Regions from separate parts of the Mus musculus genome. Here all the other regions are linked to region 2. Evidence: chromatin loops called from intact Hi-C (ENCODE). Cell type or tissue: left cerebral cortex. All regions are shown on one strand.

Evidence for each region. A loop is a pair of places that touch in the nucleus more often than their neighbours do. Peaks named below come from ENCODE experiments on the same cell type or tissue, not always from the same donor. Only the 100,000 strongest peaks of a DNase experiment are listed, where the experiment ranks them.
Region 1: a loop joins it to region 2, with 2.1 times the contacts of the local background. A loop is called at or near these places in 5 of 42 quality-filtered maps.
Region 3: it touches region 2 in a loop (4-fold over the local background); 2 of 42 quality-filtered maps call a loop at or near these places.

Annotation. Positions count from the first base shown.
Region 1 is chr19:28,881,990-28,889,989 of GRCm38, reverse strand. The region is part of intron 2 of Slc1a1 (solute carrier family 1 (neuronal/epithelial high affinity glutamate transporter, system Xag), member 1); the gene reads right to left. Among named protein-coding and RNA genes, the nearest start is that of Gm52404, 40 kb to the right of the region's middle. In left cerebral cortex, a CTCF peak has its summit at 6,653 (motif pointing right); DNase peaks (open chromatin) are centred at 1,266, 3,381 and 6,673; H3K27ac peaks cover 1,872 bases.
Region 2 is chr19:28,830,138-28,838,137 of GRCm38, reverse strand. It overlaps Slc1a1 (solute carrier family 1 (neuronal/epithelial high affinity glutamate transporter, system Xag), member 1), which reads right to left and starts at 3,003. Exons shown (of 12, transcript NM_009199.3): 1 at 2,806-3,003. The coding sequence starts at 2,896. All of the region lies in intron 2 of Gm52404 (a long non-coding RNA gene), which reads left to right. In left cerebral cortex, a CTCF peak has its summit at 3,021; DNase peaks (open chromatin) are centred at 990, 2,461, 3,019, 3,479 and 1 more place; H3K4me3 peaks cover 2,892 bases; H3K27ac peaks cover 2,569 bases.
Region 3 is chr19:28,898,575-28,906,574 of GRCm38, reverse strand. It overlaps Slc1a1 (solute carrier family 1 (neuronal/epithelial high affinity glutamate transporter, system Xag), member 1), which reads right to left. Exons shown (of 12, transcript NM_009199.3): 7 at 4,949-5,133; 8 at 3,782-3,889; 9 at 1,841-1,963; 10 at 1,048-1,242. Among named protein-coding and RNA genes, the nearest start is that of Gm52404, 56 kb to the right of the region's middle. In left cerebral cortex, no CTCF peak of the experiment used is centred here; DNase peaks (open chromatin) are centred at 2,086, 3,581 and 5,583; H3K27ac peaks cover 3,513 bases.

The sequences.
Region 1 (8,000 bases), 52 kb before region 2:
TGTGCTCTAAAATATCAGACCAGCATTGCACAGTGGTCCTTCCTATGGTGTTGAAATTATCTGCATTTACGTTATCCACTGAAGTAGCCTCAAGCTACATCTGGCTATCGAACACATGACAGGTGTCTAAGTGACAGAAGCATCGAATTAGAATTTTATACTTAATTGAAATTAATCTCTATTCAAATAACCATATGTGACCGACGGCCATCCCATGTACAGACAACACAGTGCAATCTTTACACATTCCCAGACTGTTGAGCACTAAGTGAGCATTTAGCCATGCCAAGGGAACAAACTTCAGACTCAACTCCATTAAGGAAACTCCTTGAAGCCTCTTCTCGGTGCCATCACAGCGGGGGGGGGGGGGGGGGAGTAGACAGTAAGTTACATTCTCTAGCATACAGGTTCCCTACTATTTCAAGTCCTGACCCCTTTTCTTCCTTAGATTGGCAATGCAGTGAATAAAGTTCTCTGTGAATGCCTGTACTCTGAGCTTTCCACGTGACAGGAAGAGTCACACTGTTCTATGTAGGTCATCCCCAGCACCCACAGTTTGTTTCCAAGGTCCACTGGGTGAGCACTGCAGAGGTGAGCAGGCAAGCTCCTTAGAAAGGTCCTACACAAAGTGTCCTGGTTCAGTTCCCAGAGCAGCCAATGAATTTATACAGGGTTTCTCTGTATAGCCCTGGCTGTCCTGGAGCTCACTTTGTAGACCAGGCTGGCCTTGAACTCAGAAATCTGCCTGCCTCTGCCTCCTGAGTGCTGGGATTAAAGGCGTGCGCCACCACGCCCGGTAAAATTTTTAAAAGCCCACAAAAGATCATGTTTAGCCTCTTGGTGTCCCTCAACTTAATTTTCTTCATTACTGTGCACCCAGTTCATAAGAGTCATTCAAACATTAGTTTTGTAATTTCCACTCCCATGACATTTATTTACTATGGCTTAAACAGGCTAGATAGGTCTGTGGCAGGTTAGAAGGTTCTCCATACTGCTTAATAATGAGACGTTTCATGACGCCCTGGAGCAGAGCCCTCATAAAAGCTGGAGGTGTCACTAGGCAAAGGACACCAGGACAGACATGCTAGAATGGGATAGAAGACAAGCCTAGATCACTCACTCCTCATGGTCAGAGACAGTTTTGAGGCTGTGGCCTGGAAACAGGGACAGAACTCAAGGTTGTCCTTAGAAGTTCAGGTCACCTGCTGGCTCTTTATTTTAGGAAAAAGGCATTTTCTTTATTTGCCTCAGGAGGAGGCTGTGAGGAGTGAGCTGGGGATGTTGGCATCCAGCCATTGGGGAATAATCATCAGAACTTTTTATAACAACACTACAAAGGAAGCAGGGTGGGCTAAACAATAGCAGGCTTTAAAAATAAACATCCTAGACAAGCGACTCCTCAGAGTCTCTGATGAAGCAGCCACCCACCTGAGAATGAAGTTTTCATGACAGTCTCTGTACCATATAGTCAAGGTGTCAAGATAAACTCCAGGCATATGCTAATGCTTCAGGGTTCTGAATGGACACAAGTCAGTGTCACACAGGAGTTAGCCCACTCTGTGGGTGAGTCTAGCTCTGTCACCAGCCGAAAGTAAGCATGGGCTTTGCTCCCAAACTCGATTTACTCAACACAGTGCACTTTAAAAGCCTGAATTCAACTGAAGGAGTTCAAGTTGATAGTGAGGAGCACACCGACCAATGTGGGTTTGCACGGCCTGTATAGAGCTGGTGTCTACAACTGTGTCATCAGTGGTTGGTGACTTGTGTCTCTGAGTGACATAACACACTTCATAGGTATACTCACATCCGTCCTCCCTCCCTCCATCCTCCACTACATAATCATTAAGATACATCCTTTAAAACATCAAACATTACACACTCCAGTATAATCTCCCAGTGGCATTGAAAATAAAATAGAAAATCCTTACTCTGGAAGGTGAGAGCCCACAGGCATCTCTCCAGCCTGCATGTGTGCCTGCCGGACTGGGTACATCCCTCCCCTGGCCTCTTATTAAAAACTCAGGTCAAACTCCTCAAGGCTTCCACTCACTCCCTTCCTCCCCAGCTGCTTCTCCCCCACTCCTCATCTGGTTTTTAAGTCCTTTCCTTGGGGTCCTTCTCTGATCTCCAGGTGTCCATGCATGGCATCACTTAAAAATAAAAATAAATGGACTCACTAACATTTGACTTTTTCTCTAGGCTATAAGCCCCATAAAGTTTCTCTCTCTCTCTCTCTCTCTCTCTCTCTCTCTCTCTCTCTCTCTCTCTCTCTCTCTCTTACACACACACACACACACACACACACACACACGCACGCACGCGCGCGCGCGCGTACGTGTTTTAGAAAGTATGGTTGTCTACCCCAGCCTTCTGGGCAGCAGAATGTTCTAGAATGGAATTCATCGGTTCCAGGTGCTGCCCAGTGATTTATGTGATCTTGGGGAAAATGGTTTAATCTTGTTCCAAGCTCCGGTTTGGAGAGAGCTCTACAGATGGAGATAAGCCCCGCCCACTTTGCTACTTCTTAGGGTTGCAACAAGGAGTAAACAAACATGTTACCATTTTTAAACTGATGAAACAATTTTTTCTATTCTTTAGAGAAAACAAAGCCGGGGACAATCACATTTTGTTAATCTAGGGCACTGGAGATCTCAGCTATCAAGATGAATAATTCTGGGACAGGAAAAGGCAGAGGGAACATCTAGAATGTATATGCTTCACCTGTGGCATCTATATTTCCTAAGAACACACATACAAAGAACTCCCTTTGAAAGGGTTGCAACATAACTACACTATTCTGTGAAGTTAACAAAATAAACTCATCCTCAGATGGCATTAAAGAAGAGCTACTCTGTAGCCCTATGCTGTCTGGCTCAAAGCCTATCAGGAAACAGGAAGTGGGAGCCAGGGAGATGGTTCAATGGCTAAAGGGCTTGCTATGCAAGCCAAAGGACAGGAGTTTGGATCCTTAGCACTCACAGGAAAAGCTAAGTGTGTGATGGTATAAGTCTATAACCCAGAATGATGTGGGGAAGATAGCAGGGCGCTGGGATCTTGCTGGTCAGCCAGTCTAGATGAAATGGGAAATTCCAGGTTCAGTTGTGGATCCTGTCTCCAAAAACACATGTGTAAAATGATAGAGGAAGGCACCTAATATTGACCTGTGGACTCTCTATATACACAAATGTGTACATGCACACACATAGGAGATGATTCCTCAGCAAGACTAGTGCTGTTTGAGTTTTTGCAGCATCACAGAATATAATGGCGTCGGTGGTTGGGGCCAGCTATTCAGAAGACCCCACAAGCTCTTCTTAAGGCTTATCACTGAATGAATGCCTTCAACACAGTACAGAGGATCTGAAGAACTCAGCTGTTCTCTCTCAGGATCCACATAAATGCTTTTACAGCAACAGCTAGCATACAGCTAAGTGAGATATTTTTGTTTCATAACACAACTGTATTTTCCCCTCTGCAGCTCTCTCTATACAGTTGGTAGCAAAGACTTCTAAGTAGAACTCATTCTATGCTAGTGAATGTTCCAAGCTGTGGACAGAGTCTCTTACTATTGGTTGCATTTCTTGAATGACAGATAGCCTTCCTGTCTTCACATGTGGTTAGCTGAATCCTATTACTGACCACTGCAATTTCTGGCCAGTTCACAAACCTTCTAGAAACCTTTTGACAGTTAATGAAAAGCACCAGGATATGTTTTTTTTTTTGTTTTGTTTTTTTTTTTTAACAGTTGAGCATCAGCAATGTAGCTAAGGTTTCAGAGTGGATGGCAGAATCCACGTTGAAAGCCAGGCAGTGTGGCTCCCACGTCTGACTCCCCTGTTAACACACAAGGAGCTTGCTCCAAGTGTCCATTTGCAGAGACCACTGCATGTGGAAGTCACTGCTGGAACTCTCTTCCTGACTCTGCAGGCTTGTCGGGGACCTTAGTGAATTATAGGAAGTCTTGTGCGCATTTTCCCACTTTACCCTCCCTCCCCCATGCTTCTAGAACTCTAGTTGAAGACTTACTTCTTTCTATCCTGAGTAACTATTGCTTCTTTCAATCCCTTCTGTATTAAATTCCCTTCCCTTCTCTCTTGATTTTTAGCCTTCCCTCAAGATTCCTTCTTATACTGCCTTATTCCCACAAAGCATTTCGATAACCTCTTTTTCATTAGGCTAGGCCTTAACTTTATATATTGTGGATGTAACACAGGGCCCGGCCAGCTGAAAACAGAATGAGTCAGTGGTCTTCTTGGTCCATAATTTTAGAACATTGAAGAGACTCTCTGCAGTATTATACTCTCCTTTGCAGGGGTTTCTTATAGTCAAACTTACACAGCTCTGAATCCTCCTAGCACAGATGGCCTGCTCACTTGTGCTTGATACTCTGGGGCTCAGTGTCTTAGGAAGAGACTGAAGTGGGGACATTTATCTGTCACTTGCTATTCTGTCACTGTGCAAGTGGCATGCCTACAGAAGGGCTATGGCTTTTAGAGGCTATGCCCCTTTCCTTGTGAGAAAAGCACTACGGGACTCAAACTAATAGAATAAATCCTCTCTTCAAAGCTACGTCCTTGATCTCTGAGAGGTTTAGCTCATCTTTTTAAAGTTGTCCAGGCTCATTGCCGAGTTCCCAACCAAGGGTGGGAGAGGGAAAGGGGGACATTTAAAATGCAGGGAGAGCCTAGTGGCTCTGGGTGTTATTCATGGACTTTAGTGTGTTGGTCTGCACCTTTGCCTTCTCCAACACAGGGCTTCCTTTCAGTCTCTAAATCATCTTGAAATAGTGATTTCATTAAAAAGCTGAGTGGAATACACTCATGAAGTTCCAGGGAAAGCTCACAGGCTTGCTTTCCGTCTGATGTTCTCATTCAAGCTCTCAGCCACCTGGGGTTACAAGCAGAGGTGTCTAGCGAATACCGAGTTGTACAACTAAGTGGCACACGCACCTTCAAATCTTCTTGTCAGCATGAGACACCCAGACCTGGTTACTGGGAGGCCTCGGTTCCATGAACAGGGATGGCTGGAATCCACCCTCTTACAAGTGTGTGTTTGTTTTCTCATTAGGTTTCATGCACTTGAGGTTATAATACACCTTTGGAGATTAAAACTGAACAAACCTTGTCTGAGAGATGTGCCTGGCATGATTCTTTCCACTGGATATAAGATTGTTTCTAGAATATAGCAGACCATGAGTAAATGAATATGGAAAGAATGTAGACTTTGAGTCTGGTTAGTTTTGGCGTGTGAAAAATGCCTTTTCATTTTTAAGTTTTTTTTTTAATAACAAAGCTTGCATATTAAAAAGGATGCCTTCTCCAGACAAAACAACCTGATGTATCAGGTTTACAAGAGTCAGTGTAGCCAGTGGGGTTCCTCAGGTCCTTCAGCCTGGTCTGCTTTGTGTGTTCTCTTCCATCCTTTCCATGTTACAGCATCTTTCCAAGACATTAAGCAGCTCTTTCTTTATACAGGGTCTTATGTAGCCCAAATTAGCTTCCAAATTAAGGTGTTACTATGTAGCCAAGGCTGGCCTTAAATTTCTGATTCTCCTGCCTCTCCTCCCACTTGCTAGGGTTACAGCTTGAGTTTCTACACCTGTCGTAAGGCCATATAAGGTCATATAGGCCTTCTTCTTCTTCTTTTTTTTTTTTTCCTGGTTAAAGAGTAATGGGAAAGGAGAGGTTTCTTTTCATGGTGTGGGCCAAACCAGAAACATTGTGCAGTCCTAATGTAGAAGTTAGAGTAACGATCACTTTATAATGTGTGTTCTCTGAGGTCCAAGTCAATGTAACCTGGAGAATCTCACAACAGATTCACACCCGATCTCTCAACCAGTGCTATTCTGGCTCCGGTGTTCTTTGACAAATGAAGGGCAGGCAGTTTGTATTGATGCCTAGTGTTTGGTGATAGGTCTTGCTCAGGAAATGAACTCAGTCCTGGAATTCACACACACGGTGGCCTGGGGGGAGGAAAGGGGGGAGGAGTGGGGAAAAGACTTTTCTTGGCTTGGCATGAACTTGGAGTGCCTTGAGCCATTTGCTGGGGATGTTTCCTGGCTTGCCATGTATGTACGCTCTTGTGTGCAGCTGGCATTTCAGGAAAGGATCTTTTCCCTGATCTGGAGGAAGAAACAATCACAGAAGCCAACATCAATCCAATCCACACTGGGCTGGACATTCTCCAGGATCCACTGGCTGAATATCCAAAAACCCAGAAGGTACTCATGTTAAGTACTTTGATGGGGCTCACAATGACCAACCCTTCAAGGTGACAAAGGAGGCCTTCTCTAAGGTGGATGGTCTCCAGTGACACAGATTACAGGAAGAGGACACACTTCCCAGGACAGGAAGTCTGTGAAGTGATAAAGCCGTTCCTTTTTTGAATCAGGAGTTGTGTGTTAGGCTGAGGTGTGCCACGTTGGAACTCTTTCACATGGAGGCAGCAGTTTCACCATCTTGGAGGCAGGCTGGCCAAGAAGTGGGGAGCCCCGTTGAGGAGCACAGACACTAAATAGCCCTTTTTGGGAGTGGCTGGATACTGGTCCTTGGCAACACTCTGTCCTTATCCAAGCTTTGGAGAACTGTTGAGCCCCCATGATTGGATGTTGGAGTGAAGGGGGAACTTTATCAGGATCAGTGTGTGGTGGCTGCCATAGCAGCCAGCAGGGGGCACAGCTGAGCCTAATGGAGCACAGCTACAACCTGGGTGGCAGCTAAGAACATCCAGGCAGCTGTGCCTTGGAATCTCAGAGTGGGGTGGGAAAAGCTGATATTTTCTTGTGCTGGTGGGGGGAGGCTCCAGCCATCAGACTTAATGTATTGAAGAGATGCAACCCAGATATAAACTGTGGGTCATGTGGACCTGCTCCTGAGTTTTCCCAGAGCCACTATTTCTCTGGCAGGTTCGTTTCTCCCCCAATTTTTCTGCTGGTTTGATAGAATTTGGCTTACGAACTGAAACTTTCAAAGGGCATAAGCACACATTTTCACCATGGCAGGAAGGTACCCTTCCTTCAGGATGTTAAATCCTGGTGAAACTTTCTGCTTTCTATGCCTCCCAGTCTCGAAAATTTCGGTCACGATACCATGGCTCCCTCTTCCATTCTAAGGCAAATTTGAGATAATATGTCAGTTCATCTCTACATAGTTCCATATACATTTAGAAGATAAGGGCATTTTGTGTACATACCTGTGTATCATCGTCACCTTTTGACTAAATGGTTAAGATCACCCCATACAATTTAATATCAAGTCTAAATTCAAACTTCCCTATTAAGTATACTTTCCTAACCACACATCACCAAGAAGGATGCTTGATGTCAGAAAGAAAGAAAGAAAGAGAGAGAGAGAGAGAGAGAGAGAGAGAGAGAGAGAGGAAGGAAGGAAGGAAGGAAGGAAGGAAGGAAGGAAGGAAGGAAGGAAGGAAGAAAAGCAGCTATAAAATATGCATTTTCATTCCACGGATACTTTGATGGCAGATTACATTTTAGTTTGGTTTGGTTTTGCTGTTGTTTTTCCTGCAGGAGGCTCACTCTATTAGTTTGGGGTTTGAGTCTTAGGGATTCTTCCATGTCTACCTATTCCCAGAGAACTGGTTTAAGCCCACTCCAAACTCCCAGCTGCCCTGACACTACCTCCTGTTGCCCTGTCCACCCCCTCCCTCTGTGTGTGTGTGTGTGTGTGTGTGTGTGTGTGTGTGTGTGTGTTCCTCCACCAGGAATGGTTTAGGGTATTGCCTTAGGATGCATACAGTGCTTGTATAAGAAGGACTGGCATGCCAGGGTAAAAGTAACATTGCTCTGTCAGGGAAAAGACCTGGGGCAGGAAAGGAAGCAGGGAATAGCAGAGGCAAAGCCTGAAGCACACAGAGAAGAGCCCGTCCAAGCTCCGGTTCCTTCTTAAACAACAGAAAATACAAAGCAAGACAAAGAAACATCTCAAAAACACTACACGTTCCCCTAAAAAAAAAACAAAACAAAAAAAAAAACAAAACAAACA
Region 2 (8,000 bases):
CCTATCTAGATAGCAGCACCCAGACTCAAGTCCAGGGCTCCTGACTAGGCTCTGTGCTTATTCTCCTGCACTATGGGGTCCAGGAATGTTTTTAAGAGTTACGGTGAACTCAATTAAAACGATCCTCTCAGGCAAAAATATTATTTTCAGAATTTTGTAGGGTTTCACAGAAATTATCAAAAACAGTCATCTACTTAATTCCAATCTGGCAAATAAGGATTTGTCAAACATTTATCTCAACGCATCTCTCCTTGGCCATTAAAATCCAAGTTAACGGCACACATCTAATGAAAGTGATCTTTAATTGTACTTTCCCTCACAAGCTGTATCTCAGAAACTCAGAGGCTTTAAGCAAAACATACACACACATTTTCTGAAACCGTCTCATATAGCTCAGACTAGTCTCAAACTCACTATGTAGTTGAGGCTGACCTTGAACTCTTGATCTTCCTGCTTCTACATACAGGCTTGGCTTGTACCACCCTCTCTCTCTCTCTCTCTCTCTCTCTCTCTCTGTTTGTGTCTGTGTGTCTGTGTCTGTGTGTGGCAGGGGGACTTTGCTCTTAGTTTCACTGACCAAAATATTTTGCAGAGTCATAGCTGCTGACTTATCTTGGGGGCCAAATATTTCCATAGATATACTCATATACTCAGAAGATTTCACTAAGGAACTAACAGCGTTTAACATTTTTGTTTTGTTTTGTTTTGTTTCTTTTTTAATGTCTACATGCAAAAAAAAAAAACCCTCCCAAAAGAAGGCTTTGTGAGAGCTCTGGTAATTTTGCTTGCTCAGTTCTGGCAGCTGCAGAACAGCTGACCATCGTAACGCAGTAAGGGCTAACAGATACCTAGGACCAGGGGTTTGGATCCCATTGCTTGTTAACCAGGCCGGCCAGTGTCGTCTGAGCAATGGGAGGTTCGAGTTTTCATTCAGAGCAAAGGTTCTCGGAGTAGCAGGGAGGAGGACCCCAGCAAGTGTCTGCTCGAGCACCCCGATGGTATTCTAAGCAGGAGGTTTCTCATACCAGAGTGGAGAAGAGCAAGGGACTGACTGCCTGTAAGACCTCAGCAGGGCACTTGCAATTTTACATGGCGAATTTATGGGCTCAAAACTAAATTCCAGAATCAAGTTCCTGTGGTTCACCTACACTAAAACCAGGTCCACTCGAGACCACAGGTCATGCCTGCAAAATAAGAGGAAACAAACCCTTTCTTGGCCTGAGGACTTTGCTTATTCAACTGGTCCAAAGGCCAATGAGCAACTAACCGGTAGGCTTCCTTTCTGGAGCAGGCTCTAGTGAACTGGTATGTGAACTGTGGGGCACCCACACTCATGCCAACTGCTGGTGGCAAGCACTTGGTGACCTAGTGGGATCTCTGCAGTGCCCAGGGCTTCAGACACACAGAACTGGGAAGGAGCCACAAGCTTTGCTCACCTCCAAGGCTTTCAAAACAGATTTAAAAATAAATTCTGTCTTCATCATTGGGAAAACAAGCAAGGCTATGTCTTCTGATCCATTCAGTCCCTTGGTAGGAGCTGTTCTTTAAATGTAGTGATAAACCTTTCCCCAAAACGCCCTAAACCACTTGGCACTGGGAAAGTGGACACTAGTGGGTTCTTTTGCACTCCTCTCCTCCCACCAACATCCTCTGTTAATGCGATTCAGGATGTTATTTATTTACTGGAAGCCTGACTTCCCTTTGCATAAGGTTCTGGAGGAACCCATGTGACCCCAAGGATTCCATTAACTTCCAAAGGCATTTTATTTTTGGCGGGGAAGACCTTGGACAGGAGCAGGCAACACCAAGCATTCCCAGACTCAGGAGCAAGGTGCAGTGCCCAGGGAGAAGGGGCTGCCCCATCGTCCCCTTTCCAGCAGAGGCAGCTGTAACTTCCAGATAGAGGGTGGAGCCTGGCTAGGAATCCACTTTCTCTCAAGGTGCACCTGTCCTTACCTGCTGGATGGCCCCACCTGGGGTGTGAAGACCCACAGGGTTCCCACCCTACAGCACATTGCCAAGTTTAGGTTATACAGACAACCTGGCCAGAAAATGAGATTCTAAACACAAGTAACTCAAATCTCTGAGCAATGGCCCGGACATCCACCTAGTCCTGGCTCAGCGGTATGTCAGGCATGGGCCACTTAAATACACCCAAGTGTGAAAACAAATAAAAGCAGCTTATATTATTTTCGATAGAAAAACGTGGTGAGCAGCTTGCCCAGGAGGAAGAAGGGGGTTGGGTTCTCTCAGCGCTGGTTCCCTGTGGCCTCAGTGAACCACAACTGCTGGCTCAGAAATGAGGCATGAATCTGACTGGAGAGGTACCCTCTAAGAAGGTATCTACCCTCTGCTCCAACATTCCCAAGGTCTCCACCATTCCGCGGGCTCAGATGTCTCTTTAAATCTGACAGAGAACAGTAATTCATACAGTCGCGGTTGGGCACGAAGGTGATGGTGGTGGTGGTGATGGTGGTGTGTGCAAGTGGTGGGAACAGTTAAGGATGAAGATCAAATTAAACCCCATTTAACCCCGCTTGTTTTCAAAGGACCCCTGCCCACCTTTCACGCGCCCTCTGATCATTTTGGAGAAAGCAGAGACAGCAGCCCGTGGAGCACCAGTATGGGGGAGGGAGGGGGTTAAGAACATTGTTTCCCCCGGGTGACACCAAAGCGCTCTGGTTGATCTGGAGCTTGGGGGCCCAGTACCGGGGAATGCGGGCAGCGCGTGCCACGCCGAGCCCACCCGGTCCCGCACGCGGCCTGGCCTCGGGCACGCGCCTGGTGCCCCCGCGCGCGACTCACCTAGTACCACGGCGGCCACGGTGGAGAGCAGCAGCCAGTGATTCCGTAGGAAGCGGCGCCAGTCACATCCCGAGCTCGTGGGCTTCCCCATGGTGAGCACTGACGTTTGCGATGAGTCGGGTAGCCTGGCCGATGCGAGATGCGGGATGCAGGGCACAGTGGAGACAACGCGCACCGGCCGCTGTCAGCGCTGCCACTGCCGCTGGGGACCGAGCACGGTGGTTTTGCGTGGCGGGCGCGCCTGGCTCCTCCCGCCGCCGCTCGCTGCAGCGACCGGGCCAACCAGCGAGACGGAGGGCGGAGCGTCCCGGCGGGATGGTGCGCGTGGGGCGATCAAGTCCCCTTGGGCTCCCGGTGGAGGTGTCCCACCGAGGAGCTTCTGACCCACTACGATCCTCACCAGTCTCCTTGGGGACGCACAGCCCTAGCCCAGTGCGAAGGGATTTGATATGGGACGCGTTTCTGCCTTGGGCCTCAGGCTTCAGAGCCACAAGAAGGGACACACTGTCAGAGCAGCTTTGGGGTGACGCACTGTCAGCAGCTTTGGGGTTTTTTTTCCCCACGTGATCTCTGATATTACCTGCGGGACTATTTAATTCTCTGATATTCCCTGCGGGATTATTCTCTGACTCGAGGGTCAGACAGGATCTGCCCGGACCAAGGCTTGGTTGTACACCTTGCGCGTGGGCGTGGTCATCTCTTGCACAACTTAACAAATGCACCCCTAGGGACTCGCCTTGTGGCCATTACTGGGTAATTAAGGCCTGCTGGTGTGGGAAGGTGGGCGGGCCTATTCTATCCCCAAGGCCAAATACCTTACAGGGTGTAGTTGGGAGAATCTGGGTTAGTGTGGTCACACACTTTGCTACCTGAATTTCTTATTCTGGTTTTACTCTTACTTAAGCAGACTCCTTTTTTTTTTTTTTTTTTTTTTTTTTTTTTGGTTTTTTGAGACAGGATTTCTCTGTATAGCCCTGGCTATCCTGGAGCTCACTTTGTAGACCAGCCTGGCCTCGAACTCAGAAATCCGCCTTCCTCTGCCTCCTGAGTGCTGGGATTAAAGGCGTGTGCCACCACGCCAGGTTTTAAACAGACTCTTATCTCCTTAGCATATCACTAACTAAGTGAGCCCTGTGCCCTTTTTGCATTCTGGGGTTTACTCTTTAGTTGGCTGTCAGGGGACTCTCCTTGACCAGATTACTCGACCACTAGAATCCCCCAATTAAAGCCTCATTCTTTTGGTTCAGAGTGATTTTTAAAAACCCTTCAAAAGACAATGGATTAAGCATTATTAACCATGCACACTATACTATGAATGATCTCACCTCCTTTCCAGGTGTTAAATTCTCAAAAGAAAAAAAGAAAAAAATCAGGAGAGAGGAAACTCCCTCGAGATTACTGGTTTCTTGGGGGAAGAGCTGGGAATAAAAATTCCCGAAGAGGGCAAACTATCAAGGAAAAGACTGGAGAGATGGCTCAGCGGGTAAGAGCACTGACTGCTCTTCCAGAGGTCCTGAGTTCAATTCCCAGCAACCACATGGTGACTCACAACCATCTGTAATGAGATCCAATGCCCTCTTCTGGTGTGTCTGAAGACAGCAGCAGAGTACTCATAAGAAAGAAAGAAAGAAAGAAAGAAAGAAAGAAAGAAAGAAAGAAAGAAAGAAAGAAAGAAAGAAAGAAAGAAAGCTTTCTAAAAAAAAGAAAGAAAGAAAGAAAAAGATTCACTCTACAGGACAGAGGAGGAGGAGGGATTGAAGTGAGAAGCCCACCTCCGTGTCTGGTCATTGAACTAATTCCTCCTATATGGGAATGTTGAGGGCGGGGGGAGGCACCCAGAGCTCTAATGAGAAGTTGCTCCAGTCACTGGTTTGCTTGACTCAAAGTTTTTTGGGGTTTTTTTGGGGGTGGGTTTCCTTAAGGGTTCATCCTCTCCACTTGCAGATGACACTTGAGGCCTTAATGAGCTATGCTCAACATCCATTTTATGAGAGCAGGGGAGTAAACTCCTAAATTCACCGTTGCTATGGCTGACGTCTCATACTTCATTGGGATTTCTCAGCCTAAACCAACAAAGAAATGGTGGGGACACGCAATACCCTGCAAAGTTGAAGTCCCCTAATGCATGTGTGTGTGCTCTCTCCCCATCTAATCTATGTATCTTTCCTATCTTCTACCTTTGTATCTCCATGGACACAAATGTTGTCAGATGGAATGGTAGTTGAGAGCCATTTCCCCTGAATGCAACACACCCATGCCTGGAAGATAAAATTCACTTTCCTGCCATTAGAACCTGAAATCAAGGAGAAAGAAGTGCTAGAGCTGTTTTTCCACAATAAATGTGAACACCTTCCTTTTACTCCTAAGTCTTTCAGACTTTATCCAGAGAAACTTTAGGTTGATTTCCATCAGTAAGTTTCTCTCATGCAATGGTTCCCTCCTCCTTCTTCTAAGAAACTGGTGTTCCTTATTGTTACCGTTTCCCTTTTACTGTTGGCTCACGGAGATATCTAGTTAGTGATTAAAGGAAAGAGACTTTGACTTTGTCATACACTGTTAAGCAGCAGGTGACAGCCTGATCTGAAATGAAAAAGACACCCAGAAACCAAAGGCCAACTCTTTCTGGCTAGCCTTTTTGGGGTGATTTGATGGCTGCAGTTCACCCTCCTAAGGCAGAAATGGTTCCATGGTTTCACGCAGCTGTGATAGAGGAGGCCACAGGCACACCAGTGACCATCAGTTTCTCAGGTAGCCTCTGGTGACAGTGGCTGTAAACCCTGAGGACACTTCGGGTGTACCAGATGCTCTTGGACTTGGGCTCTTCTTTATCTTCTGATCTCGAGTTTGGCATTACAAACCAGAGACATTAACTGCCACGGGAACTCTTCAGTGTTCTTACAAAGCTGAATTGGCTGAAATAAGTTTATTATTCTTACACGCCCTTGAAATCTGTGCTTCAACGGGCTTTATTGCTTACTGGGAAAAACTGAAGAACAAATACATTTTATCAAGCATAGACAAACCAGCACATAGGAGAGAAAAACTAAACGTTTGCAGTTGCTTCATACAAGATGTGTGACTTTGAGCAATTTACCTAACCTTCCTTAGCTTCTGCTTCCTTTTCTCAAGACACCATATAAGGTAGTAGCTGTGCATGACATCTGTCTGTCTGTCTGTCTATCTACCTATCATCATATCTATCTACCAGTCTGTCTGTCTATCTATCTATCTATCTATCTATCTATCTATCCATCATCTATCTTCATCATTATCTATCTATCCTTCATCTATCTTCATCATTATCTATCTATCTATCTATCTATCTATCTATCTATCTATCATCTATCTATCTATCTATATCTATCATCTATCTATCTACTCAGTATCATCTAGCTATCATCCATCCAGCTAGCTAGATAATGCCATCTCTACCTATCTACCTATCATATATCTGTCCACCAACATCATCTACCCACTATTATCTATCATCCATCCAGCTAGAAAACACTATGATTTTCTTTCTTGAAGATGAGTATGTAATTTTTGATGTAGTTTATCAGAACTTCTTGACCAGTGTTGAGTTTCTGTCTTCACTAAAGACTGTTGTAGGGAGCTTTTCTGAGCAGAGCTGATGACAGCACTAACCTGTGGGCACACACATAGCTATTTAGTTGTTGACAGACACATCATATCTGTGTTGAAAAACAACAGCAGAGCTTGTGGTAGTGCTTTGGACCTCCCAGCTGTGGCTTCTGTCCAAATTTACAGTAACCAGGATGACTTCCCCTCCCACTGAGCAGTGCCAAATCAGAGAATGGTTGCTGTAAACAAGCCTAGTGGATCTCATCAGATAAGACATGAAAGTAGAAAGAGGAGGGGGATTAGTGTTAATGGAGTGTGAGAGGAACAACAGAGGGTTATGAGAGCTTCTAGCCTCCATACAATCTAATCTAGACCTAGAATGTTTTCAGCCTCTCAGACTTTCTGCTGAAAAAGATCACCCTTTATAGTTCTTTCTGAACTCCGGCTGACTGGTTCAACTCAGTTTCCTGGCTAAACTCATCTCCACACTGACTGATTCAAGTTGTTCTCTTTCAGCTTCTGACAGAATTGCTCTGCTTGTTCTCATACTAACTTTGGCCATATCTTCTGGCTCCTTCTCATTCTCTGGCTCTGTGTTTACCTGTGCCTAGCTTGTTTTCTCTTCAATCTTGTTCTCTGTAAAACTCTTCAGGTAAAACTGCCTCCTCTCCTCTCCAAGCTGTTCTCTCTTAAGTTACCTCATAAGCCTTTCTGCTCTCTGTTTTTGTGAGAATTGGGCATATGCTATTCTGTCAAATCTTTCTCTGATTCATCACTTTGTCTGCCTCTCAACTGGAGAGGTCGGTTGATAGCACAATGTCACCCAGAGAATGGCAATATTGTAGCAGAATATTGCCTTATAGGCACAGGTGTGCATCCTAGCACTACAGGCTGAGATGGGAAGATCTTAAGTTTGAGGACTTGACTAGCAAGACTGTGGCTCTTAAAAATAAGAATATCAAATTATGTGGGACTGGCATGGGAAATATTATTTGGTACACACAGATTTAAGACTGCTTGGTACAGATTCAATACTTCGTTTATTTGCTTGTTTGTTTGTTTGTTTGTTTGTTTTTGAGACAATGTTTTGTGTAGCCCAGGCTGGTCTCCAGCTCACTATGTAGCCTAGGATAATCCTGAACTCCTGATTCTTCCACTCCCACCTCTCAGGTGCTGGGATTACAGGTGTGTGCACCAGGGCTGGTATAAGGCTATGCTTTAAAATGTCAAAAGTAAGTTATAAAACTGGGCAGGGTGTTTGATCAATGAGGACAGAGTCACTGATCACTCATAAGTGACATGTATAGAGCACAACTCTAGTGACACATGAAAGAACTGCGACTGTTCATTGTGATGTTGTTCTCTCCTGCCCTCTTGCCAAGCTTATTCTCTCTCTCTCTCTCTTTTTGGTTTTTTGAGACAGGGTTCCTCTGTATCGCCCTGGCTGTCCTGGAACTCACTTTGTAGACCAGGCTGGCCTTGAACTCAGAAATCCACCTGCCTCTGCCTCCTGAGTGCTGGGATTAAAAGGGGCAGGCATCTACACTCCCTAGGAAGTTTCCACTATTCCTTCCAATTTCAAGTGCACTCATCAACTTTTAGCCAGCCAGCCA
Region 3 (8,000 bases), 68 kb before region 2:
GGACACAACTCCAATGGAACTCACCACCAATGTCATTTCTCCTACCTCCTTAATCAATGTTCAGGCTTCATTTGACTTGAACTTTTCTTGGCATCAGACATGGGGCATTTTAATCTTTGAAAGCAAACCTCTTGACCCCAGGTTTCCTCGATGGCCCTGTTTTCCTCCCACCTGGTTTCTCCCTCCACCCTTTTCCCCTTCATCTACCTCTAATAGGATTTTATGAGGTTTCTTCCTCAGTTCCCTCTTCTCTACAAACTCTTCCCAAATAATGTCACCCATTCCTTGCATTTACTGCGGACTCACTGTGTAGGCACCAGGACCTTATAAGCATTCTCTTAAATCCAGACACTGGCTCTCTGATTCACTAACTCTGAGGTATGCCCAGTGTAGGTCTTGATCTAGGCCATTTGAGGACTTACTGATCTTCTAGTTTGTGGTCCCTGCTCCCATCCAAGCCTCCCACCATACTGCTAATTATCTTTAAAATGAAAATCTGTTTATCATATGATAATAATCTGGACTCTTGCTGGGTTCTGAGATATTTCTGCTGTTCTGAGCACTTATCCTTTGTCTTTTCTTGCTATTCCCATTCATCTAAGCTTTATCCATACTGTTTTCTCCTCTAGGAATCCTCCTTTCCTCTTCCCAGGTATGTTTGATCCTTCTCTCGTTGGGGCCCCCATGATTCCCCATCAATTTTCTGTGAGAGTCCTATCACAAACCCAGCATTTATTTGGGTATCTAACCCTTGTCCACCAGGAACTCCCGTTTGAGCAAGAACTGGTGCTAGATTCAACCTTGAATCTTTGGTGTGTCAACTGTCTGGCACCTGTTGGCCACAGTGAACTGAACAGAGAGCTGCTTCAGCAATCCATCTCCTGAAGCAGGAATTGCATGCGCCATGAATCTACCCCACCACGTCTTGGGCAAGGGACTTATAGACCAGCAGAACCATTTCTGGGCCCTTCTCGGTTTCTCTCCACGGACCGTGTTTGCTGGAGGCAGTCCAAGCAGTGATGTAGTGAGAGCGCCATTGTACCTCACCTGATGGTGACGATCTGCCCAATGCTTAGGTCCAAGCCATTCAGTTGCGCAATAAACACGGCTGCCACAGCTTCGTAGAGCGCAGTGCCGTCCATGTTGATGGTGGCACCAACAGGCAGCACAAATCTCGTGATCCTCTTGTCTACCTGGTTCTTTTCTTCCGCACAGCGGAATGTAACTGGCAGGGTTGCCGAACTGTGGGATCAAGAGAAAAGACTTTAGGTCTAAGAAGGCCAGGCCTCAGTTTCCACCCCCAAAAGATCCTCATTTCCTAAAAGGTGAAAAAAGGGCCCCAAAGCATGCTGGTAATTAAGAAAATAATTTATTCTAATTTTATTTTATGTGTATGGTATTTATGTTTTGCTGAATATATATCCTTATGCTTGGTGCCCTCAGAGGCCCAAAGAGGGTGTTAGATTTCCAGGAACTGGAGTTACAGGCAATCATGAGCCATTATGTGGGTGCTGGGAATTGAACCTGGGTCCTCCCCAGTCCATATGCTGGTACTTTTGGCCAGACCAAAAAACAGGAGGTGCTGTGCCTACCACTGCCCGCCCCCCCCCCCGCTCCCCCCCCCCCCCCGTCAGAATCTTTCCTGGGTATCAGGCCACATGGAGAGTATAAGAAGTACTTGGAACGGTAGAGAAATACAATACATTCAAGAAGATAGACAGAAAGTTTAGGCACCATCTCTCAAAGGTGCCTATCAAAACTAGAAGCTGCAGTCATCTTCACCAAAAGCTATCAGAGCACTATCTGGCGGCTTCTCCCAAACACTTCTCCTCCTGGTTACCTGGACGAGATCATGAGAGCTGTCAGGAGAGCCTGCGCCATACCCAAGGCAAAGCGGAAAGGGTTCTTCCGCACAACTATGAAATAGAGCAGGGGCAGAACTATGAGGGAGTGGATTGCAAGCCTGCAAACAAGAGGAAGAAAATCTCAATACCACGTCTGCACACCGATCCTGCTTTTTAGTCAGCTTTAAAAATCACGACATCTTTAAACTTTCACAAAGACCCAGTGAGACAGGGGCGTCTGACAGCGAACAGATGTCCCCATTCCACCGATGGGGATGTCAAGGCTTGCTTAGCAGAAGAAACACCTTGTCAGAGTTATTAGCAAATTCTGAAGATAAATTTAGATTCCCAAGCTCGCTGAGCGTCACGTCATCTGCTCTGTCCCTGCAATGCATTCCTGCACTTCGTGCACTGATCATCTCTGCCACCTTCTACAGAAATGTCCCATACCTTCCCTGGCTGAGCCGACTCTCCCTTCAAGGACACATTTGTCCCCAACCATGATACCTCATTATAGCTCTCCTCACAGGCCACCCCACCACGTCCTCTGGACCGAGCTCTGGAATGGCATCTACTACCTAAGAGGGAGGTCAGAGTTGCAACAAGGAGAAACTTGCACTTTAGGACTGTCTCCAACTTCTTCATTATTCCTGTGCTCCCAGAGTGCTTCACTTAGGAATCTACGGATTGCCCTAAAAGAGGCTGGCTACACGAGACTCACTAGCAGATGCGTGTACATTTAAGTGATGAGCTGACTGTTCAGCTAGACAATGCACAGCGAACAGTGAGCTCTACAAAGAGCAATCTTGAGAGTATGAGGAGACAGTCCTCTTAGTGCAAAGAATCATGAGATCTTCACTACGCTGTTTAGTTTTCTGCTAGAAACATAAATAGAACAAGAGACAAGAACTCAACAGAACCCCATTAAAAATGGCTTATTATCCCAGACAGCCACTTCTCCCCCCTCCCACCCCCACCCCTGGTATGGCCTGGCTCAGCAACAGCTCCAGCTCAGGGCTAATAGAAAGTAGAAGTCCCGCCTCTCTCATCTCTGTGGTCTTGCAGTTCAACTCTGTCCCACACACTGCTGGACCAGGCTGCTTCTGCAGAGCTGGAAAGCTGTGTTCTCCGGCACACCAGGTTAACAACTAATGCTGTGTTGTGGGAACGCCTCAATGTGGTGAGGTTCTGAGAGGGAATCTGATGGCTCAAGGTGGCTGATTGGCCCGTGGGAATTAAATCAGCATCTTTTACTCATCCTATTGCCCCATATTTCTCAGCGGATAGAACCACCCTGGCCTTGCCGGGCACGTTTGGAGGGAGGCACCATTCAGAAACTATAGCATCTCTTCTTAAGGAGCAAACAGCTTGGCTGTAAGAACTGTGCAAGAGATTCAACCCTGGCACCTTTCCTGTTTGTTTTATGGCTTCTGAAAGGTCTCAGACACTTACTAAACAGCCCTAACATCTGGACACCCTTCTGACACAAGACAACGGCAGTAGCCACCAGCTCAGCAAGAATCTCAGACCCAAACCCAGCCCTCCTACTCCTACTTGCGGAAGATGGAATTTATCCAGGTTCTTAATTCCTTTCAGCCCTGGGATATGTGGGAGGTATCCTTGCCTGCCTGATTCATTTATATTCTTAAGGAAGTAAGGGATAGGAGATAGCCCCAAGAGCCTACACATGAGCTTTTCCTCTTGTTTTAAACACAAGCAATGAAGTGTGTGGCAAAGTCTGGTCCAAGCTGTTCTGCCAGGAGCTGGCGATTAGCACAGCATGATCCACCTACGGTACAGCTGTTAAAGGACAGCCTTGATGCCCTGCTCTCCTCCATGGGAGAAAAGCTACATCTAACCAGCCGCACCCTGGCCTTTCTCCAGTAACCCCAATGTATCTGCAGGGAGCTCTGTCTCTTCTCTTGAGTCAGACATACCCGCTCAGGACAGTGGCCATGTAAAGGCCCAGCTTGCGGAATATTTCCCAGTCTTCAACTTCTATGATCTTCCCAGCAATTAGGAACAAAATGCCAATCGGCATGTAGCTAGAAAGCAAACACAAGAAAGGCACAATTCAGATGTCACAGGTCTTCTCAGACAGGTTGCTGGGGAGGGAACCAGCTAGTGTGGGCATGCTCAGTGGACATGTGCTCTCCCCTGGGAGAACCACAGGCTATAATCAAGAAGCCAAGGGCTCAGCTTTGAGTCCAGCACCCCTCCCCCCCAAATTAAGGGGGTTCTGGTAAGAATGTGTGCCACAGAAGCACACATGCAGCATCCACACCCCCCCCATTGGATGTTCTATCTCTTCATCTCACATGAGCAGGTCATTCCAGCCATGATCATCTTGCTTCTCAAGTGTCATTGGAAAGGCGACAGGAACCACACTGTGTGTGGCCACAGCAGCTCCATTTGTAAAGCTCTATTTAGCTATGCCCTATGCTGGGGAAGCATTTGACACACATCACTTCACTTAATGCTCTTCCCCTAGCCCTGGGCTTGGTTTTATTATTCTTTTCTCACAGATGACAGAGCTGAGGTTTTAGTGAGATTAAATGACTTCCTTGGCTGTCGCTACTGGATATTTTCCTGTCAATCTCTACTATTTAGATTATAAAATGTTGAGCTAGTTCCACATGAGCTAAGGGGTGGCAGAGGTCTCTCAGGAGACCTGAACTTTCAGGGCATCTCACAGGCGGGACAGACACGCAGTGTCTCTGGATGCTAGAGAGCAGCTTTTTCATCAGATGTGGTCAGACCTAGGCTAGAACAGCTGGTGATATTCTGGATTTCGTTTCTACCTCGGGCCTAAGAAGAAGCACTTCGTGTTCAGGTACTCCAGTACTTTCTGATATCCCTACTGACAGGAAGGCTGGGTAGGTGCAAGATGCTCTCCAGGATTCTGGGCAAGAGACAATGGCTGACAGACTTTTAGGTCTAGATTAATTGCTGAGGAGGTTGTGAAATTGGGTAATGCCCCCAATCTTGATTTTAAATGTCTGCCTTCTCTAGGAAGGACCCACATAGGAGCATAAGCCTCCTCTTCCCAGGTCTGAGAAGGCATTATCTGTGGGAACGATACGGCGTTAGTCAGCACTGCTCACCACATGATGATCTGGACGATTTTCATGGTGGCGTCACTCAAGGCATTGAAGAAGTCCACCAGAATCTGCCCCTTTTCTCCCATTTTCCCAATGACAAGGCCAAAGACGAGGCAGAAGATAATCAAGCCCAGGACATTGATGCCGTCTGAGTACAGGCCCACGATCTTGTATTCCTTTGTCTTGTTCTGTGGATCAAACCCAAGGAAACGTACTGAAGCATGGTGGGAGTCAGAGTTCTGAGAAGTAAAACGACAGCGAGGGAAGTCTGCATGGGAAACACTTTGTCCCCCACCACTGAGGTTTATGGGGCTTTGTCTCCTTAACAAGCTCCTCCATGAACATGTCTTTTGAAAAATCCCAATGCTGCGGTGTCGCACGTTTTTATGAATTTTATAATCGAGGCATTTTTCAGGGTTAACCACTAGCGACATTTGGAAGCTTCTTTTTAAAAAGATAGAAATTAACAATGCAAGAACTACATGGTGTTTACCAGCGTGAACATTCAGAGGACATTATACCATCTGGTCCTTCCCGATAAGGAAGCTGAGGGACAGTCATTGCTGCCTTGGGTCTCATGTGACCAATGGGATTTTAAAGAGATGAAAACTAGCCAGACATCTGATAGTATGAATCATTTCATCACTTCATTCTGATCAAAAAATAGCATGCAATTTACTAAGGGGTAAGCATAATCTCTGTAGGATAGGCCAGGTCTATAAAGAATTATGCTGATGAGTCACTGGGGTACCAGTCACTTCTCATTTATGAAAAAAAATGTTTATGGAACAGCTAGAATGTTCTAACTGCACAGGCTATGGTGTAAGGTCTTAAAATGTAGCTGGAGAGACAGGACCAGCTAGGAGAAACCCGAGCCAATGCTGAGACTATAGGTAATCAACTCATAGCCTCTCTATGCATGAATGTATGTACATACATTCTAGGACATGAATGTCTGTGAAATTAGGGAAAACTAGGTGAGGGGTAGATACCCAGGAGACAAAGCATGCCCGAGAAAGATGCACACCAAAGGCAGAGGTTGTGATGCGCTGGGCCTCTTCCTGTAACCTGCTTCAATGAGTCCTTCCTTATCCTTAGTGGCCCTCACATGCTCCCAAAGCAACATGGCCTCTGTGATGATGACATGCACCACTCCCTGCCTGAGGACAGATATCATATCTGTCTTCTGCTGTTCTACTTCCAGTGTGCAGCAGCAATCCCCACATGGAGGGTGCGCAGAGCACTCTGTGGAACCTTGTCAAAAGACGGGAATAAGAAGCAAGTGAAAGGTGGATCTGGGTAGAGGAGAGCCCCTCACCCTGGGAGGCAAGCTGTAAAACTGAAGAAGCCTCGTAACAGAGAACCCATGGCTATATTTGGGAGAAATTAAGGGTTTGTTTTTTTTTTTTGTTTTTTTTTTTTGTTTTTTTTGCAGTAGGGAGCAGGGAGCCAATGATAGCCTATCTTGAATTTAAGTTTCATTTATGCACTTATTTGTTACTGTTATTATTATTATCATTATCATTATTATTATTGTGTGTGTATTTGTGTGTGTGTTGTGTATATGGGGATGCCCACGAGGCCAGAAGAGGATATCAGATTTCCTGGAGCTACAATACAGATAGTCATGAGCTACCCAGTGTAGGTGCTAGGAACCAAACCCAGATCCTCTTGAAAAGCAGCAAGTGCTTTTAGCCCACAAAGCCATCAGTAGCCCATGGTGGCTTCAAACTCATGATCTTGCCTTAACCTCTCAAGTGCCAGGATTACAAGCTTGTCCCATCAACCCAGCTTTAATTACTAAATTGACTGAATATTCTTTTCCATAAATCAATCATTTAATATCTCCCTCCATTTCTCTCGCCTCCCTTTCTCTCCCCACTTCCCCTCCCCCTCAGACCCAGAACAATTATTTCCTTCTAGACCATTCAGAAGTCTACTGTGGGCCTACTACAAAGTGCCACCTCAGGTCCACAAATGAGATTCTCCAATTTCACAGTGTGAAATAGCCATAGCTCTCAAAGCCTATTGATTTTTTTATGGTCTACTCCTCTGGTGACAAAATCTACGAATGGGGATGACTGGCCGCTGTGTTTCTTACTCAGCAGAACATTCCTGAGTTTGCTGAAGAAACACTGGAGGTGCTTGACTCTGGTGTGATACTGGACCCCATTCAGAGAAGCGGTCTGCTACCAAGAACACATGCTGTGGGCTCTTCTGAAGTCCAAGACGGTCTGGACTCAGAATCACATACAGGCAGAGAGGTTCGGGGTTGTATTCTGTGTTGATAGCCTTGTAATCATCAGGCAGTCCCCAAGGTACCCAAGCATTTGGAGTAGCTCAGGCTCACCGTGTCCACTCTGTGATGCTCTATTCCTGGTACTCTTGTTCCATACAGTTCCCATGAACACCATGTCAGCATGGAGAAGTATACATGCCTTGCCACATTGTTCATATCAAGCAATCAGGGCATGGCATTGCTTAGTGTGTGTTTCTATTTAGAGACATCTGGCTTTCACTGTTGATTCACTAGCATGGAGTTCATAGCTAGCAGGACTACAACATGCCCGAATAAAGCTTTTTAACAGATATATTTTTTTCTGCAAAGTGCATCACAGCATTCTTGTACTTAGAAACATGATAGAGCATTTTGCTAATATGCTTCTGTCCATTTTATATAGTCAAATCAACAGATAGCCCATAAATATATGAAAAACGTACAATATCCTTCACCATCAGGGAAATACAAATTAAAAGTCCACCGAGATTCTATCCAACCTCAGTCATCATGAAAATAAGCGCCAGCAAGGGTCCAGATGTGATCTAGCAGTACCACTCGGAGGTGCACACTCATCCCCACAGCGCAGAGACACCTATACATTCATGTGCATCACAGCACTGTCCACACAGCATAGACATGTATGGCTTAGGTGCCCACTGACAGGTGAATGGCAGATAGAGAAAATGTGGTGTCTGATTTAGCCATCAGGATGAGTGAAATTCTATCATTAGCAGGGAAAAAAGGTTATAGCTGGAACTGACGCATAACGGGCCA